Regions from separate parts of the Mus musculus genome. Here region 1 is linked to region 2. Evidence: chromatin contacts called from ENCODE Hi-C or POLR2A ChIA-PET data. All regions are on one chromosome and are shown on one strand. Each heading gives the region's core, a stretch centred on a gene start or an enhancer-like site at or near the end of the contact. The rest is flanking DNA. Distances are from core to core; before and after follow the strand shown. Region 1 overlaps Hspa12b (heat shock protein 12B). Region 2 has its middle 7.1 kb from the start of Gm30378.

Region 1 (4,336 bases), core at 618-3,117, 46 kb before region 2:
CACCGCCGACTCCGCAAAGCCGCCCACCAGGAATAGCAACTTCACACCCTGCACCTCAGGCTTAGCCAGCAGCATCTCTGCATGGCAGGGACAGGTTTGGGATGGGGTTCAGAAAGAGAGGGAAGAAGACAGTCACTAGGGCCCATCATTTCACCATCTCTGCTGCTGCCTCCACTAGTACTCTGGTTTGGTTTTTCAAGACAGGGTTTCTTTGTGTAACAGAGTCCTGGCTGCCCTGGAACTCTCTTTGTAGATCTGGCTGGCCTCAAACTCACAGAAATCCACCTGCCTCTGCTTCCTGAGAGCTGGTATCAAAGACATGTGCCACCATGCCCTTGCCCCACTGGTACTTTAATACCTAAAAACCAGGTATTAACTAGTAACCTTTTTCTCTCTCTCTCTCTCTCTCTCCTTTTTTTTTTTTTTTTTTTTTTTTGGTTTTTGGTTTTTTCGAGACAGGGTTTCTCAGTATAGCCCTGGCTGTCCTGGAACTCACTTTGTAGACCAGGCTGGCCTCGAACTCAGAAATCCACCTGCCTCTGCCTCCTGAGTGCTGGGATTAAAGGCGTGCACCCAAGGTTTCTGGCACTCATCAGTGGTCCTGACAGCCCCCAACACCCTACTCCTTTGCTACGTCTTCATCCTGCAAAGGGCTAGGAATGTATTCACACTGACCAGGATAGTGTCCACTCTACACACTATCAGCTCATTTAACCCCATTTACACAATGGGGAAATGGAGGGACCAGGCCTCCTTTAGCTTGGCAGAACTAATCACCATATGTTGTTTGTTCCAGATACTATAGATGATTCTGGGATTCATCCTAGGGTAAGGATGTATGGTGGTTTCCAGGCATAAAGGAGAGAATTTTTTCCCCAAGCCTAAAGTTGGTGATGAGTAGGGCTCCGTGCACTCACCTATGTGTTGGATGATCCCACTGACCGTGGGTTGAAACAGCTCATTCATAGCCTCACAGGACATCCGGAGCATCCCCTGTGAGGACCACTTCACGAGGTTCACACTGTGGGTGGTGAAGGAGACACAGGTTGGCCCCCGCTGTTTGCTGCCACTTCTAGACAGGGGTCCTTGTTCCCTACCCATAGCTCCATGGAAATCCTGTTGGGAATGCCCAACAGGAAATGCAGATGTGATTGTTCGCATGGTGTATAAAGGGGTGGACACAAACTCTTCTCTATCCCACTCTGCTGTCTGCTTGGCTTATGCGACTCATGCGTGAGATGGCAGAACAACTTACCCTTACTTCAAAACAGAGGAGCCAAGAACATTGAGTGATGGGGCTGGGACGGGGAAGATTAAATTTGCAGCCTCTATCCCTTATGACACCACTCTGGGCTGCCAATTCCTGACTGCTGGTGGACCTGCCCTACCACCCAGTATTCACACCCCTGTCGCTGGCTGTCTAGCATGGTGTATGTGTGTGTAATTAACCACCCTGGGGCCCACGACTCTCCCTTTCAAGAGCAGGCCACATTAGCAAACGCTGCCTGAGCCTTCGTGAACCTGTGCCCACCTGCTCCTGCGCAGGGCGGTCTCCACATTGTGCCCTCGTTGCTTGCGGTAGAAGTCAATGAAAGAGAAAGGAAGCGAAATGTTGAGCGCCCCCGCACGGTGCGGGCCTGCCGTGCGTTTGCGGGCCTCGAAGGCAATGGTTAGATCCACCCAAGCTGCTGGCCGTTGCCTTTTGAATTTGGCAATGAAGTCCTCCCCGAATATGCGGCAGAGCAGCTGCTCAAAGGCCAAGTCCACGCCTACTGCTCCATAGGGACCGCCTGCAGCGGGGTAGGAGATAGAGAGGGTGTCATTACCAGAGAGGCCACCAGGGGACCTGTGCGAGCTGGGCGGCAAGGGTACTTGCTGGTCTACTTGCCAGAAGCCTTGTAGAGCTCCTTGAGGGTCCCGTGAGGCTGCTCCAACTGGTGTACCGTCAGGTCCACAGTGCCACCCCCGCAGTCGGCCACCATGTAGCGGTCTCCTGTGCCGGTCAATACAGGGGAACATTAAGGGCCCGTCGGGGCTCACAGAGACTGAACCACCAACCAGGGAGCATGCATGGGACTAGGCCCTCTACACATATGTAGCAGTTGTATATAGCTTGGTCTTCATGTGGGACTCTTAGCAGCGGAGCAGTTGCCTGCCTTTAGGACCCTTTCCCCCTCCTGGGCTGCCTTGTCCAGCCTCAATGGGAGAAGATGCACCTAGTCTTACTGCAACTGGATATGTCAAGGCTGGTGGATATCCGTGGGAGGCTCCCCTTTTCTGAAGAGAAAGAGGAAGAGTGGAGGAGGGGAGGGAAGGTGGGGGGCACTGGGAGGTGAGGAGAGAGCTTCAGTAGGAATGTAAAGTAGATAATTTTAAAAATTTAAGAGCCTGTCTCTCACCTTCAGTCTTACACTGCCCCCACCCCAGCCTCCAGCCCTGCTCCAGGTTCCAAGCACAGCTCTGGGAGACAGTGTGGAAAGGGGAAGGAGCTGGAGGGCTTCATCTCAAGCTCCCAAATAAAGATGCAGAGTGTGCAAGGGGGATGATTTGAGGGCTGAACATGGAACCGAATCTCCTGAAGGAATGAGTTAGGGGTGCAGCTGTGAGTAGGATGGGGTGCAGCGGACTGAGGGAAGGGGTAAGCTTCACAAATGTACCCTTGCCCCAGGCCCCCAAAGGTTCTCTGGGTGGTCTGAGGTGTTCCTTCACACCCTGCTGCCTCACCTTCTTGCATCTCTGCCCACAGCTCTCCCACACCGGCCTCCACCAGGAAAGTTCGGCTGTGGCGAGACCTACGCAGCTGCTCCCGGGCTGAGGTTGGGCACAGCAAGAGAGTGAGGTTAGGAGCTATCAGCCTCAACCCTGTCCTTACCACAGCTGTCCAGAGCACTGCAACAAGAATGACCCCAAGCCCCAGGCACTAGAAGCATTTCTGTGATCCAGAAGAGTAGACCTTGGTACAATCAGGCCCAAGTGACCTCGAAGAATCCTGGGTGGTACATGTCTCCAAGTGTCCCAGGGAAGTAAGTTCAGGGCTTGGGGCCGCTCCCTGCCAGGGAGATCACATTTAGGAGGAAGACCAACACTGACTACAGTTGTCCTTGGGCTCAGTGCCTGGGTCTGGCTGCAAGAACGTTGGCCACTGAGGGTCAGGGTGGGACAGGGCTGATGTGTGGGGTAACAGTTGAAGGGTGGCTGTTTAAAGAAAAGCCTCTGAAGAGCAGGTTGGGGCCCAGCCTGTCCCCTTGTTAGTGTCCATTGAACACCTGCCCCCAAGGCAGTTTGTGTCTCCCTGGCCCTCAGACTCTGCTTTCCTGGTCAAAAGGGAGATTGTCCTCAACCTAAGGTCCTGGAGCCAGGGCAGTGGCCTCCCCCTGCACCACCCTCCCCTCCCCCATCCCTCAAGTCTACCAGGGACATTTCTGCCTCTGCCTCTGCTTGGGTTCCCTCAGGACGATGACTCCCTCTTCTTCATCCTACATAGAACCTCCAGTTTCCTTGACTCTCTGACCTTCCAAGGGCACTTGCCATCAAACCCAGCATGAGGCAGTAACCCTGGGGCAGCTTACCATGTCGAAAGCTGGAGTCGATAGACCTCCGCTCACCCAGGCGCCCACGGCCTGCAGTCCGGCTACTCAGGTCCATGAGCTGGTGCAGGCGAAGTTTCCGACAGTAGACAGAGGCAGCCTCAGGCTCCAGGGCAATGAGGAGTTTCTCTGCATCCTCTCGAGACACCAAGCCAGCCTGGGGATAAGAGGTGGTAGCCAGCACCATAGACAGTCATATAAGATGGCGCTCTGGGGCCTGGCTGCTCTCACCTCTTCTTCCCCTATCACACACCATCTATGCTAAGCCTGCCAGGTTCCCTTCATGCTGCACACAGCTGAAGCTGCCTCACAACCACGGAGAAGTCAGGCTCGGGAGGGAGGGCCAGGGCCAGGGAGTCAAAGGCTACAGAGCAGGAGATGGTATGGCAGCAAGTTTCCCATATCGGGGGCAGAGCTGGCTACCCGAGTGCTGGCTGTGGTGTTACTGGGGAAATTCTAGCATGGGTGGGTGGGTGGGTGCAGTGGACTGGAGGGGACAGTGGGGCACTGCTGGGCTCACCAGGCTGCTGTCAGATATTGGTCATAGGTTGTCCCACTCCCAGGAGAACTTTGTTCCCAGAGAATCTGCTATCTCGGGAAGGAAACAGTGAAATTCCAGGCACCGTGACAGGCCAGTGGGGTAGGGAGAAACACTCCGGGTCTGTCATTTCCTGCAGCGGGACAAAGGCTCTCTCCAGAGAGTTTAGACTTTGTGGAATTCCATGCATTTCTAAGCAGGTTGGGAAGAG
Region 2 (4,775 bases), core at 822-3,321:
GCCCAGGGTAGACTCCTCATCACTCAGGAAGCACTGTGGCTAGAGAGAGCTGATCAGAGAGGTCTCGAGGCCCTCCAAGGGGCTTTCTGATGACTCCCAGCACACAGAGCGACTGCCCAGGGTCTCTATTGGAGGAAAGAAGAGGAGAACTGAGACTTCTCCACCTATGACATTGATGTGGCAATCGGATGTGAGGATTAGTGAAAGAATGGTTCTTTGGATTACAGTAGAAAGAAAATAAGGCTTTTTAGTAACTGCAGAGAGAGCAGTGGGCATAGTCACACTTTCCTTCCTTCCATTTGTCCTCCTCCTCCTCCTCTTCCTCCTCCTTCTCTCTCTCTCTTTCTTCTTTCCTTCCTTCCTTTCTTCCATTCTTCCTTCCTCCCTCCCTCCTCCCTTCCTTTCTCCCTTCCTTTCTTCCTTGAGACAGGTCTCTCTCTGTGACCCTGGCTGTCCTGGAACTTGTATGTACACCAGACTGGCCTCAAATGCAGGGATTCGCCTGTCTCTGCCTCCCTAGTTCTGGGATTAAAGGCATGCACCACCACGTCTAGTTCTCTAGTTCTCTTCTATTTCTTCCTGTGATAAAAACCAGGCGTCTCCAAGCCTGTTTGCCGTGCACACATTCTCAAGCCTGGGTGCTGTGTAAGTGAAGAATGGGCCCACTACTGGGTTTAGCCAGTATCCCTTCCTGCCTTCTTAGCCTCCTCTCCATCTCTCTCTCTTCCTGCCTTCCCCCTTTTTCTTTTATTCCTTTTGGGCTCTGAGATGTACTCAGCTACTGAGCTACACTCCCAGGCTTCCCCTCCTGGTACCTTTCTTTGATGAATTGCTCTCTCAAGGCAATTATGTGATTTCAGTTTGTTGTAAGTTTCTCCTTAAAGATGAGCTTGCAACTGAGTCCTGGCAGCTTACCTTCACAGTGGCTCATCTGAGGGCTGATGGAGACAGTGGAGACAAAGATAATTGGATAATTAATTGGAGCCCTTGTAGCTTTTAGCTTTAGGGAAGGCTTAATCCCGGGACTGGGTGATATATTTAAGGACCCAGGGTCACAGTGTCTCTCTTCTGCCTTTAGTCTTGTATTTATCCGGGCTTCTCCCAGTGGGAGCATGCCCCTCTTGTGTACTAAACAGGACCCAGCCTGATTGTACCTATCCACTAGAGAATACAGAGCTAGGGCTTTTTGTTTGTTTGTATTTTGAAACCCTGTTTCTCATGCTGGCTTGGAACTTGCTATGTAGTGGCTGGTGGCTTTGAACTCCTTATCCTCTTGTCACTGGGATTTTAGTGGTAATATGGCTTTGGTTGAAATCAAGGCCCTTCTGTCCCCAAGCTCCCCCACACTCTCACCAGTAAAGAGGAGTGAAAGGAGGATGAGGAGGCTCACTCGTGAAGCACTTGCTACATGAGCAGGAGAACCCCTTAAAGGTAGAAAGAGTGAAGCAACTCCACAACGATGTCCTCTGACCTCACGGAACCACACACACACACACACACACACACACACACACACACACACACACACACACAGGTACATGCATATACTCACATGCAAGTACACACACATGCATGCATGCACGTTCATACACACATACACTCACACATGCACACACACACGTACATACACACACACACGCACACACACACACGTACATGCACACCTACACAAAGAATAAATTACAATTAGAAAAAAGAAGAGTGGATTGATTTTGGAACCCTTAACCACAGAATTTCATATTCCTTTCTATTAAAATTTCCTTTTAGCTATTCTATTTAAAATTCCCAGGACTTATTTCTGTTCTTTTCTTTGATGGCTGCTTTATGGTTTTATGAATGTAATGGCGTTAAAATGTCCCCTTTCCTAGCCGTTCTGTTCTTTGTGTTCTCTGTTTGGGTCGGTCTGCTCACCTTTTGTTTACTGGTTCTTTTAGCCAGCAGTGTATCTGGGTGGTTCAGAGCTGGCCTCAGGAAATGGCTGCCCCTGTTCACATTCCATCCCCGCCCAGCTGCTGCACAAACCCCCGGCTCCAGTTTCTTTACCTCCCCGTGACTCAGCTTCCTGTGAACGGAGATGATAGTACAAGCTGGCTCGGAGGCTCCTTAGCCTCCACGTACTGCACTCAAAAAGCTGCCAGGACTGCACCAGGCCCCAGCCCTCAGTAGCTGTTTACTATCCATTTTTTCTTTCTTCCTCCTCTTCCTCCTCCTCCTCCTCCTCTCGATCCTCTTCTTTCTCCTCCCCCTCCTCCTCTTCCGCTTCTTTTTTCTTCTCCTCTTCCCTCTCCTCTTCTTCTGTCCCTGTCCCCACTCCCCACCCCCATGTAGTGCTGGGGGTCAAACTCAGGACCTTGTGCATTCTAGGCAATTCTATTGAGCCACACCCCTAGGCTCCCTCCCTCCCTCCTTCTGTTTCATTATGTAGAATGGGCTGGTCTCTAACTCTAGATTGTCCTTCCTCAGCCTCCCAAGTGCTGGCATTATAGGCATGTACTACCAAGCTTGGTGTTATTGTTTTGTGCTTGTTTGTTTGTTTGTTTGTTTGTTTTAAATTAGGGTCATGTAGCAGGTCCTGATCCCCCAATCTTCCTGCCTCCACCCTCTGAGTGTGGGATTACAGACTTGCATTTCTACACCCAATTCATCTTTCACTGACTTTACAACCTCTCTCTCTGCTCTTTCTCCTTCACCATCTAGTAACTGATCTTTATGCAAGTGGTCCCTGTGGCAGGAGGTGAGATAGCTATTGCTCTTCAAGATGGGCTGAACATCCCACCACTCTGGTATTTAAATACTTGGTTCCCAGTTGGGGGCTGTTTGATTAAGAGTGTGGCCTTCAAAGGGTGGATACTTCGTTCCTTCCTAGAATAGGGAACAAAATACCCCATGGAAGGAGTTACAAAGACAAAGTTCAGAGCTGAGATGGAAGGAAGGACCATCCAGAGACTGCCCCACCTGGGGATCCATCCCATATACAACCACCAAACCCAGACACTATTGCAGATGCCAGCAAGATTCTGCTGACAGGACCCTGATATAGCTGTTTCTGGTGAGGCTAGGCCAGTGCCTGGCAAATACAGAAGTGGATGCTCACGGTCATCTATTGTATGGAACACAGGGCCCCCAATGGAGGAGCTAGAGAAAATACCCAAGGAGCTGAAGGGGTCGGCAACCCTATAGGAGGATCAACAATATGAACTAACCAGTAGCCCCCAGAACTGTGTCTCTAGTTGCATATGTAGCAGAGGATGGCCTAGGCGGCCATCAATGGGAGGAGAGGCCCTTGGTCTTGCGAAGATCATATGCTCCAGTACAGGGAAATGCCAGGGCCAGAAAGCAGGAGGGGGTGGGTTGGGGAGCAGGGCTGGGGGAGGGTATAGGGGACCATAGCATTTGAATTGTAAATGAAGAAAATATCTAATAATAAAAAAAGGAGTGTGGTCTTGCTGGAAGAGGTGTGTTGTTGGGATTGGCTTTGATGTTCCAAAAGATTCATGCTTCCTGTTTTGGATCCAGGTATGAGAGCTCAGTTGCCCCCCCAGGACCTTCAAAAAATCTAGCCAGCAAAGAGCCCCACACCTCTAATGCAAAAAACCCTGGTATCTGAAGGAGGAGGAAGCAGAGGGCTCTGGCGCCCTCTGGGGGAGGCTGGAGGCTCTGCACAAACACTGCAAAAACTGGCTGGGGCTCCTTCACAGGAGCCCAGAGCCTGAGTAGGAGAAATGAATGGACTTAGTAATGAATCTGTAGTATTTACCCAGTTACAAAGCTGGTTCTCTGTCTTGCTTAATGGCTGGAGCAACCAGTAGCCACCTTGGACCATGAGTAGAAGCATTCATTGAATATAGCTGACTGGAAACAAAGGAGTCCAGTTTCAAAATGATCAAGTTGCCAGATACATGGCAGCACACAGCTGTAATCCAAGCACTAAGAAAGCTGAGGCAAGAAGATCACAAGTTCAAGGCCACCCAGGGACTATGTAATAAATCTCTATTTTAACCCATTCACACGCAAACATAAGCTGTATGCCAGTGCTAACTTGAGACACATTCTGGTTTATTTATACTGCTGCTATTTGGAGGTTTGGGTTTTGTAGCCAATTTTCCCCCTTTTATTGAAAATGGGTTCTTTTCTCGTATAAATATTCTGATTATGGTTTCCCCTCCTTCCCCTCCTCCCTTATCATCTGGATCCACTCCCTTTCTGTGTCTTATTAGAAAAGAACAGACTTCTGAGAGATAACAACCAAACTTATCAAAATAAGATTTAATAAAACAAAAGCCATCACCCGAGACTGGACCAGGCAACTCAAGAGAAGGCAGAAGAATCAGAGACCCACTTGTTTACACACTCAGGAGTTCCATAAAATCCTAAGCTAGAAGCTGTACCATATCCACAGAGGACCTGTGTGGCCCCGGGTAGGCCCTGTGCTTGCTGCTTTGGTCTCTGTGAGGTCACACGAGCTTTGCTCTCCTGGTCCTGTCCCGTCTGCCTTCTATTATCTTTCCCTCCTCTTCTGTAGGCTTCCCTGAGCTCTGAGGGGAGGGAGTTGATGGAGACATCTCCTTTGGAGTTGAGCGTTCCAAAGTCTCTCGCTCTCTTTGCATGATGTCTGGCTAGGGGTCTTTATTGTTCTCATCTGCTGCAGGAGGAAGTTTCTCTCACGATGGCTGAACAAGACACAGATCTATGAGTATAGCAGAATACCATTAGGAGTCACTTGATTACTACTTTAAAGAAGACAAAGTAGTATTCAGCTTTACCCTAGGTCCCTG

What was found. Hi-C counts contacts between places; a loop is a spot of excess contacts on that map. ChIA-PET counts read pairs that join two places held with the same protein, here RNA polymerase II (POLR2A).
Region 1: a map of heart shows a loop between it and region 2 (8-fold over the local background). The contact joins two enhancer-like sites. A Hi-C loop is called at or near these places in 18 of 37 maps with a recorded cell type or tissue (adrenal gland, gastrocnemius, heart and 4 more). POLR2A ChIA-PET finds 5 or more read pairs at or near these places in 3 of 5 experiments (Patski and embryonic stem cell).

Annotation. Positions count from the first base shown.
Region 1 is chr2:131,140,307-131,144,642 of GRCm38, reverse strand. Hspa12b (heat shock protein 12B) reads right to left here. Exons shown (of 13, transcript NM_028306.3): 8 at 3,570-3,744; 9 at 2,725-2,811; 10 at 1,889-1,993; 11 at 1,532-1,790; 12 at 918-1,021; 13 at 1-77. Among named protein-coding and RNA genes, the nearest start is that of Gm14232, 15 kb to the left of the region's middle. Within about 2 kb of position 1,867, at least 1 of the 3 ENCODE cell types and tissues checked has a DNase peak (open chromatin) inside an H3K27ac peak, as active enhancers do; it is heart, where a contact is called at or near this core.
Region 2 is chr2:131,093,912-131,098,686 of GRCm38, reverse strand. No RefSeq gene overlaps it. Among named protein-coding and RNA genes, the nearest start is that of Gm30378, 7.1 kb to the left of the region's middle. Within about 2 kb of position 2,071, at least 1 of the 3 ENCODE cell types and tissues checked has a DNase peak (open chromatin) inside an H3K27ac peak, as active enhancers do; it is heart, where a contact is called at or near this core.